Linked DNA regions of Homo sapiens: region 2 is linked to region 1. A link is an interaction called in ENCODE POLR2A ChIA-PET data of the cell type or tissue named here. Cell type or tissue: OCI-LY7. All regions are shown on one strand. Links, peaks and the distances in the headings refer to the core of each region. The heading gives the core; the rest is flanking DNA. Region 1 overlaps CAB39L (calcium binding protein 39 like). Region 2 overlaps SETDB2-PHF11 (SETDB2-PHF11 readthrough).

The links. ChIA-PET counts read pairs that join two places held together with the same protein. Peaks named below come from ENCODE experiments on the same cell type or tissue, not always from the same donor. Only the 100,000 strongest peaks of a DNase experiment are listed, where the experiment ranks them.
Region 2: POLR2A ChIA-PET joins it to region 1 with 5 read pairs; 11 of 35 experiments call an interaction of 5 or more read pairs at or near these places.

What each region holds. Positions count from the first base shown.
Region 1 is chr13:49,369,556-49,373,955 of GRCh38, reverse strand. All of the region lies in intron 5 of CAB39L (calcium binding protein 39 like), which reads left to right. Among named protein-coding and RNA genes, the nearest start is that of CAB39L, 72 kb to the left of the region's middle. In OCI-LY7, for the core only: no CTCF peak of the experiment used is centred there; DNase peaks (open chromatin) are centred at 165 and 1,895; H3K4me3 peaks cover 2,898 bases; H3K27ac peaks cover 4,000 bases.
Region 2 is chr13:49,448,614-49,453,013 of GRCh38, reverse strand. It overlaps SETDB2-PHF11 (SETDB2-PHF11 readthrough), which reads right to left. Exons shown (of 21, transcript NR_135324.2): 2 at 1,105-1,461. It overlaps SETDB2 (SET domain bifurcated histone lysine methyltransferase 2), which reads right to left. Exons shown (of 14, transcript NM_001160308.3): 2 at 1,105-1,461. The coding sequence starts at 1,120. Among named protein-coding and RNA genes, the nearest start is that of SETDB2-PHF11, 6.5 kb to the right of the region's middle. In OCI-LY7, for the core only: no CTCF peak of the experiment used is centred there; no DNase peak of the experiment used is centred there; H3K4me3 peaks cover 72 bases; H3K27ac peaks cover 1,013 bases.

The sequences.
Region 1 (4,400 bases), core at 66-4,065:
ATGTTATCTCTATGAACTGGAGGCATGGATGATCAGCCTGCAGGCAGCAACTCTCCTTCTCAAGCCTAAAGTATCTATGTAAGCTACTGACAGCTTGATAAAATTCCTTCTGACTTCAGACTTACTCCAGCGACACAGAACCCCCACCCCCATGTCTCTTGGTTCATGGCTTGCACTGGGACAGCCACTTCTGTGTTACCTTGAGTACGAGGACTGTGTTTGCCACACCTAGTGGCATGTTAATTTGTGAATTGTTTGAATGAATGTAGTAATGAGAATGAGATATCAAAGCAGAGGTAAAAGAATTGGACCAAAAGAAGGTATTGGGACATACCAGTGAGCCATTTTTCTGAAGGAATCAGTAAATTGTTTAGAAGATAATTCAAACTCTTTGGGGTGATGATTATATGATTTCAGTACGTGAATAGCCTCTCCTGGTGCTTCTTTGGATAGCAGAACAGTCATTTGACTGTAAAATTTCTGGTATGTTTTGATAACAGAAAGGAAAAATTATTATTTTAAGGATGGACTACAGCTTTTGCCAGATAACCTAGGAGAATGGCACATTCCTTACAGAGAAAAAAAGTGAATTTTTGTTTAGAAGATACCTTGATTGGCTTTTTTGTTAGTTTGAAAGGCTGAAGTCTCTAGGCAATGTCTGTAAGGAAAAGACTGAAAGAAAAAAGCTTAGATTTCCTTGGCAGAGAAAAGTAACAGAAATTTGAGAAATGCCCTCTTTGGCCAAGGTTGATAGGAGTAGGAAATAGAAGAAAGGAGAAAGGTTTGGAGGGAGGGAGAGAGAGGTATCCAGAACCATGACAAAAGGAAGATGTTCATGGAGAAAGATGATCAGGAAGACTGAGGAACCTTTCATAAAAGTGATCTGTAGACTTCAGCTTGAAGGTGTTTCTGCACTGTGCTGTGATTATCCTTTGTTCACCTTAAACCTTTGTAAAGGAACTTTGTACTAATAATACATGTTGAGGCCGGCGCAGTGGCTCATGCCTGTAATCCCAGCACTTTGGGAGGCCGAGGCGGGCGGATCACAAGGTCAGGAGATCGAGACCATCCTAGCTAACACGGTGAAACCTCATCTCTACTAAAAATATAAAAATTAGCCGGGCGTGGTGGCGGGCGCCTGTAGTCCCAGCTACTCTGGAGGGAGGCTGAGGCAGGAGAATGGCGTGAACCCAGGAGGCGGAGCTTGCAGTGAGCCGAGATTGCACCACTGAACTCCAGACTGGGCGACAGAGCGAGACTCCATCTCCAAACAAAACAAAAACAAAAACAACAACAAAAAACAAGTTGAGTGAAGAAGGGGTGGTTTTCTACACTTGGAGTAAACTGAGTGCTGAAAAAATAAGCAGTTGCAGGAAACAAGGCAATGAATGGGGGTTGAAGGGCGCTGGGAGCAGGGGTTTGGAACCCTGAGCTGACAGCAGTGATGGTGGCTGGCAGCACTGACTTAAACTGGATGGCAGGGACTGACTCAGGAATCTTTGACAAACCTACTTCTCTGTCAGGAATCTAGAGGAAAGTGGCCCACTGGGGTAGGGACAATACTGGAGGATCCGGCTATCATCATGTGAATAATGGCTAGTTAGGAGGTCGGCCTTTGGGTTAAATAAAAATCTCATTATGTAGCTATAAATTTTTATCTAATGCTTTAAGCCTTAAAATTGCAGACAGAAAAGAACCATTTCAGCACACTATTATGAGGTTCAAAAAATGATTTGTGGCTGAGTTTGCAAGGCTTCTGATTTTTATGGGCTCAGGATCAAACTCAGCTGTGTTTTTTGAGGTTTGGCTACTATTCAAGACACAGCTTTAGACTCTTTGATGTTTTGAAACACAACGTGATAAGAGATCAAAGGAGGGAAAATGTATTGCCTGTAAGGTCTGATACATTCATTTTAAAGGCAGGTGTGCCTTGCAAAACCAGGGTGGATGCAAAGTGAACTGTTCAGGCTGAATAAGCAGCTCAAAGAAGCAGAAAATTGTCTTCTATGGTAACTTAATCCCTAATGATTATTTCTCGCTACATTAAAAAAAATTAGCAAAACAGGCCCAGTGCAGTGGCTCACGCCTATAATCCCAGCACTTTGGGAGACTGAGGTGGGAGGATTGCTTGAGCCCAGGAGTTTGAGACCCCCCTGGGCAACATGGCAAAACCCTGTCTCTACAAAAAATAAAAAAAATTAGCAGAGTATGCCTGCCTGTGGTCCCAGCTACTCAGGAGGCTAAGGTGGAAGAATCACCTGGGCCCAGGTGGTTGAGGCTACAGTGAGCCAAGATTGTGCTACTGCACTCCAGCCTGGGTAATAGAATGAGACCCTGTCTCAAAAGAAAAAAAAATAGCAAAACAAACACTCCAGGATCAACTTTTCCACTTTTCATTAAGCCATTTTGTAGTCCTACATTTTGTAAATGTTTATCCTCTAATAATCTTTTTCTATTCCCTGGACCTGATTAAAGTGGCCCTTGGCCAGGCGTGGTGGCTTACGTCTGTAATCCCAGCATTTTGGGATACCTAAATTCAGGAGTTCGAGACCAGCCTCGCCAACGTGGCAAAACCCTATCTGTACTAAAAATACAAAAATTAGCCGTGGCCATGGTGGCATGCACCTGTAATCCTAGCTACTTGGGAGGCTGAGGCAGGAGAATCGCTTGAACCCAGGAGGAGGAGGTTGCAGTGAGCCAAGATCGCACCATTGCACTTCTGCCTGGGCAATAAGAGTGAAACTCCATCTCAAAAAAAAAAAAAAAGAAAGAAAAAGAAAAAGAAAAAAAAATGGCTCTTTACCTTTGGTTTTATTACTGTAAAAATATAACAGAAATCATAAAGCCTTAAAATACCAGCTTTAACTGTACATTATACATTTAACAATTTGAAATGCTTACTATGCGTGTCAGCCATTGATTTTATTTAATTATGTTTGGTCTTGATTTTATTTGATTGTGTATATATTTTGTGCCCCTCACTGGACAAATTAAAGAATTTACAATCTCAGGTAGGGAAATACTATGTCATAGAAAATGGCATTTTATGTTATCATTACCCTATTGCCCTAAAGCTTAATGAATATAAGCTTTAGAAGGCCTTTATCCTATAAAGGAATATAATTTATGGGTGATTAAAAATGGCATTTGGCATCAGGCTCTTAATTAGATGTGAAACCTGTTAATTGTTTGTAATAAAATTAAGACAGTGACCATTAGTTTGATCGTACCAGACATTTTAAGGAATGTAATCTGCATAAGGATGAAGACTGCTTGTGCTGTGTATAAAGTGTTGTGTCTGCCCACTCCCTCTGCTTTCTGGGGAATGCTCCCTCCTTCTCCACTCACATGGTTACCATGGGAACAACCATTTTGGGTGATATGACACCCTGGACAACACAAAGCTGAATGATCTGCAAGTGGATATCTGACCAAAAGAGGGCCAGAGGCTTTCTGCAGGAATTCTGGAACTAGAACTGAGACAGAACCCCAGTGTTTAGCCAGGTGCTAAAGATAGTAAATGCAGTTTTTCCATCAGTGGTCGTATTTTTCACTATGTGGCCTAAAGAAACAGAAGAAGCCAGCCTGCAGAGAAAATAGAATGACAAAGATATTGGGGCAGTGGGGGAGATAATCTCCCATATAAATTCCCACAGATGGATTTCATGTAATATATAAATTTAATATATTTAAATTTTTTTGAGAGCAACTTTGAGCTAGCTTGTAGTTTCATTCCCTATATCTTTCCCAATATCTATAAATTAGTCCAATTTGAATTTTAGTCCCCAGCAAGATCCCTCACTAATCCATTCAGTGGCTACCCCTCACCCGGTAGACTGTTCTGCCTATCCACTTCTGCTACTGAAATTCAGCACAACCACTTGCTCCCACCCACCTCAACTCCCCCGCAACACACCAGCAAGAATAGAGAAGTCCCTGACTTCACTGGCTATAATTTTCATTTTTAAAAATTATGATACAATTTATAAATAGTAACATTCACCCTTTTTAGTGCACAGTTCTGTAATGAAGAACAACAGTTCCATCACCCTAAAAAATTCTCCTATGCCGGCTGGGCACGGTGGCTCACGCCTGTAATCCCAGCACTTTGGGAGGCCGAAGTGGGCAGATCATGAGGTCAGGAGCCCGAGACCATCCTGGCCAACATGGTGAAACCCTGTCTCTACTAAAAATACAAAAATTAGCCGGGTGTGGTGGTGTGCACCTGTAGTCTCAGCTACTCGGGAGGTTGAGGCAGGAGAATCACTTGAACCTGGCAGGTGGAGGTTGCAGTGAGTCGAGATTATGCCACTGCACTTCAGCCTGGGTGACAGAGCAAGACTTTGTCTCAAAAAAAAAAAAAAATCTCCTTTGCCTCTTTGTAATCATCTCCTTTTCCT
Region 2 (4,400 bases), core at 276-4,275, 79 kb before region 1:
CGAAGAGTATAGCAGGGAATGGGAGAAAAAGAGTAACTTTACAGTGGAGAAATTTGATACCACCACCTACATTAGCCAGCTCAAGCTCTGTTGATCAAGTTCAATATCAACTCTGAGAAATCATGCTGACAGCATGTACCCTTGATATGATGTGATGAAAATGACATTTTACCTCTGAGATCACACTCCCCAAAACCCATCGCTCCAGTCAAATTATGGAAAAACATCAGACAATAATTCCAACAGAGGGGCATCTTACAAAATATTTGGATACAAAATCCCAAAAAAATAAAAAACAAGAAAAGTCTCAGAAACTATCACAGCTAGGAGGAGCCTAAGCAGACATGACAAGTAAATGGAATGTGGTGTCCTGGATGGGATCTTGGAATGGAAAAAGACATCAGGTAAAAACTAACGTGAATATACTATGGACTTCAGTTAATAATAATGTGCCAATATTGGTTCATTAATTGTAACAAATGTAGCATCCAAATGTAAAATGTTAATCATAGATAAAGCTAAGTACCAGGTTTACTGGAACTCTGCAATCCTCTCAATTTTTCTGTAACACTAAAAGTATTTTGGCCAGGTGCAGTGGCTCACCTATTTTGGCCAGGTGCAAGTGCTGTAATCCTAGCACTTTGGGAGGCCAAGGTGGACAGATCATGAGGTCAGGAGTTTGAGACCAGCCTGACCAACATGGTGAAACCCCATCTCTACTAAAAATACAAAAAATTAGCTGGGCATGGTGGCACATGCCTGTAATCCCAGCTACTCAGGAGGCTGTGGCAGGAGAATCGCTTGATCCCAGGAGGCAGAGGTTGCAGTGAGCCAAGATTGTGCTACTGCACTACAGCCTGGGCGACAGAGACTCCATCACCAAAAAAAAAGAAAAAAAAAAAAGTTTACAAAAAAGTCAATTTTTTCACAACTAATGATAAAGACAGTCAAAATTGGTGGCTATACAAGAATAAACCCTTAATTCCCTCTAATTCAGAAAAGTTCCTCGCAATGCAAAACCTTGACAATTCCACATCAGCTTACATTGTCTATATACTTTTATACTTTTAGATATAAAGTGTAACAGTGTGTTCTTCAACCTACCATTTTTTTCTCCCATCTTTTGATGTCGCTTATAAATATAAAATGCTTCAAAATTAGGTTTATCAAATCACTTTGATTGCAGAATATCACTGGAATCCAACTGTGGTCTCTATAAAATTTGCAGTCCTCAGACAAAATACATCATTATACCATTCTAAACCTGGTATCCTTTGATACTTGAATTTTCAAATAGAAATTGTGGCTGAAGAAACTTTCAGAAATGAGTGACAGTCCAACCAAAAGACAAGTCCATGAATCTTCTCACGTAAATATTTGTAGTGGTATCAGATCATTAACATTATCTTTTTAAAAATAAAAACCAACTCCATCTTTTGGTCCACAAATGGATGAAACATTCTGTAAGGAAAACAATAAAGAATAGTGCATATTTGTAAAGGACCACATATATATATATATATATATATATATATGTATATATAAGGAAATAAGATATTGTTATAACAGCTTGATCTTTTAAAACAGCATGAACCATTACAAAAAAACATTATGTTATCTGGAAAAAATATGTAAAGTATCAAAATTAGAAATAATAGAGAAGGCCCACCCAATCCTATCACCCATATTTAATATATTTGTATTTATATTACTATCTCCATTTTATAAGTCTTTTATAAACCTTTTAAAAAGGGGATAATACTAACTATCTCACAGGTTGTTCTGAGGACAAGACTTAATTACATATAATGTGCCTGACATACGAAAGATTCAAGGAATACTACCAATTATTGTTATTCTTTCAGAATGTAGTTTTAAAACAAAAATTTGGATTGTAGTATATTTAATTTTTTATAATCTTTCATTAAAAACATTTCCTGCATTTTCCTCCATCACTAATATTTTTGTATAATACAACTGGCTGTATAACATACTTTGGTCAATAACGCATACATTATAGTACATTAAATATTTTAATAATTAAATTTTAATAAAAATATTAATTAATAATATAAACCTCTATATTCGATATTTAGATTGTTTTCCTTTATAGATTAATTTTTAGTATAATAAATAATGCTAAAATAAATATACTTTATACATATCTCTGGCAATTTCCCTAGGATAACATATCTGGAGGTAGAATAATAGGTCAAAAATAGATCAACAATTTTAATTCTCAAGATGTTAGTCAAGATACTGTAAATTCTTCTGCCACTTCCACACCAAACCATGGAAATGTTAGGAGATTTAAAATATATATATATAGCCATGCTGAAAACAAAAAGGGAACTCTCTAAGGGCCAAGTCAGTAAGGCCCTTCTGGGGAAAGGAAACAGATGGGAAGCTATAGAGATGATGGCAACCACAATCACAACAGCAAAACGATGGGCAGGAATCCTCTCAGAGGAGATTAATGCACAACTGAGAGTCCTCAAATATCTGAAGAAGGCTACACTATGAAAGAGACTGAGCTAAAGAAGGAAATCTCATCCATGAAATAACACACAATTTTGAAAAAAAGCCAGTTAGCTATCTTGGATATAAAAACAGTTGTTGAAATAAACTCAATAGATGACTGAATGACAGAACAGACTAACATGAAGAGCCAGTTAGTAAGCTGGAAGACTGAGTTGAGTAATTCACCAAGAACACAGAGCAAGGAAACAAGAGGAGGCAAAAAATTGAGAAAATGGAGAGGAGGCAATAATGAGCAAGAATTTCTCAGAACTGGAAAACACATAAGCAAACTGAATCCACTGAGTACCAACCAGGATAAAATTCTTAACACACATCGCTAGACAAACCGTGACTAACTTCAGAATATCAAAAACACAAAGTCTTAGATGTTTCCAGAAAAATGTAGATTATCTAAAAGGAAGGTGTATTAGACTAGTAATGAGATTTCTCATCAGAAATGTCAGATGCAAAATGTTAAAGCAAAGTCAGTATGAACCCAGAACTCTATATCCAGCCAAGCTATCTTTCCATACTAAAGATGAAAAAAAGACATTTGCAGACATTCAAAGAGTCACTCAGAGACTGTGAAAGAAATAAGTATCTGATGATGAAAAATGAACCTATAAGAAAGCACTGAGGTATACGTAGCAATAGTGAGCAAATAAATGAGTAAAACACATTAATGTTAAATGTAAACTGAATTTAATAACAAATGAAAGAAAAATTCTTAAAGATATCATGAGAGATTATGTTCTTTTCTGGAGGAGAGATGGAAGGGATTGTTTCAAGATGAGAGAAAGCAAAGTAGAAGCATGCTAACTTCTTCTTTACAGGGGCCTTATCAAAACTGACTAAATGTACACTTTGTTAAGAAAACATAAATTTAAGAACTGTGAAATGTAAAGTTAATCAACTTAAAAAAAAATGAACAAAGAAAACTTGGGGCTAACCTCAATTAAAAATAAAAGTGATGCCAGCGCTTTGGGAGGCTGAGGTGGGTGGATCACCTGAGGTCAGGAGTTCAAGACCAGCCTGGCCAACATGGCGAAATCCCATCTCTACCAAAAATACAAAAATTAGCTGGGTGTGGTGGTGTGTACCTGTAATCTGGGCTACTTGGGAGGCTGAGGGAGGAAAATTGCTTGAACCTGGGAGGCAGAGGTTGCAGTGAGCCGAGATCACGCCACTGTACTCCAGCCTGGGCAACAGAGCAAGACTCTGTTCCAAAAAACAGGTGGAAAAATAAGATATAAAAGATACAAAGAGAAGCTTGTTAAATAATGACAAGAATAAGGCCAAAATATGTCAATAATCACAATAAAGGTGAATTACCTATTAAAGGGCAGACTCTCAGATTGGATGGCAAGCAAAACCCAGATATGATATTTTAAAATAAGAGACCCACTTAAATTACACAAAATGTCACAGCAAGGCTGAAAACGAAGAGACTGGAAAAAGACATCTGCAATTATAAGAAGAAACGTATCAAATAAGAGTTGAATATGAAAATCAATAAAAGACACAAATATTTTATGCTGACAGAACAATTCACCAGATTTAATATTCATGACCCTTTATGTACAAATAACATCACTCTGAAATATATAAAGCAAAATTAAAAGGAAAATGCACAGATCCACAATTTGGTGATGAAGTAACAAATCTAAGGAACTGAGATAAAGTGGGTAAAAAACCAGAGTATAAAGGATTTAAATGACAAATTAACAAGCTTAATCCAAAAAATATATAGAACCCTGCACCCAACAGAAAATACTTCTTGTGGGAGGAAAAGCATGAAATTTACAAAAACTATTATGAGACCAAAAGGAATTATCAACAAATTCCAAAAGACTGTTTACACAGAGCATAGTCACTGAATG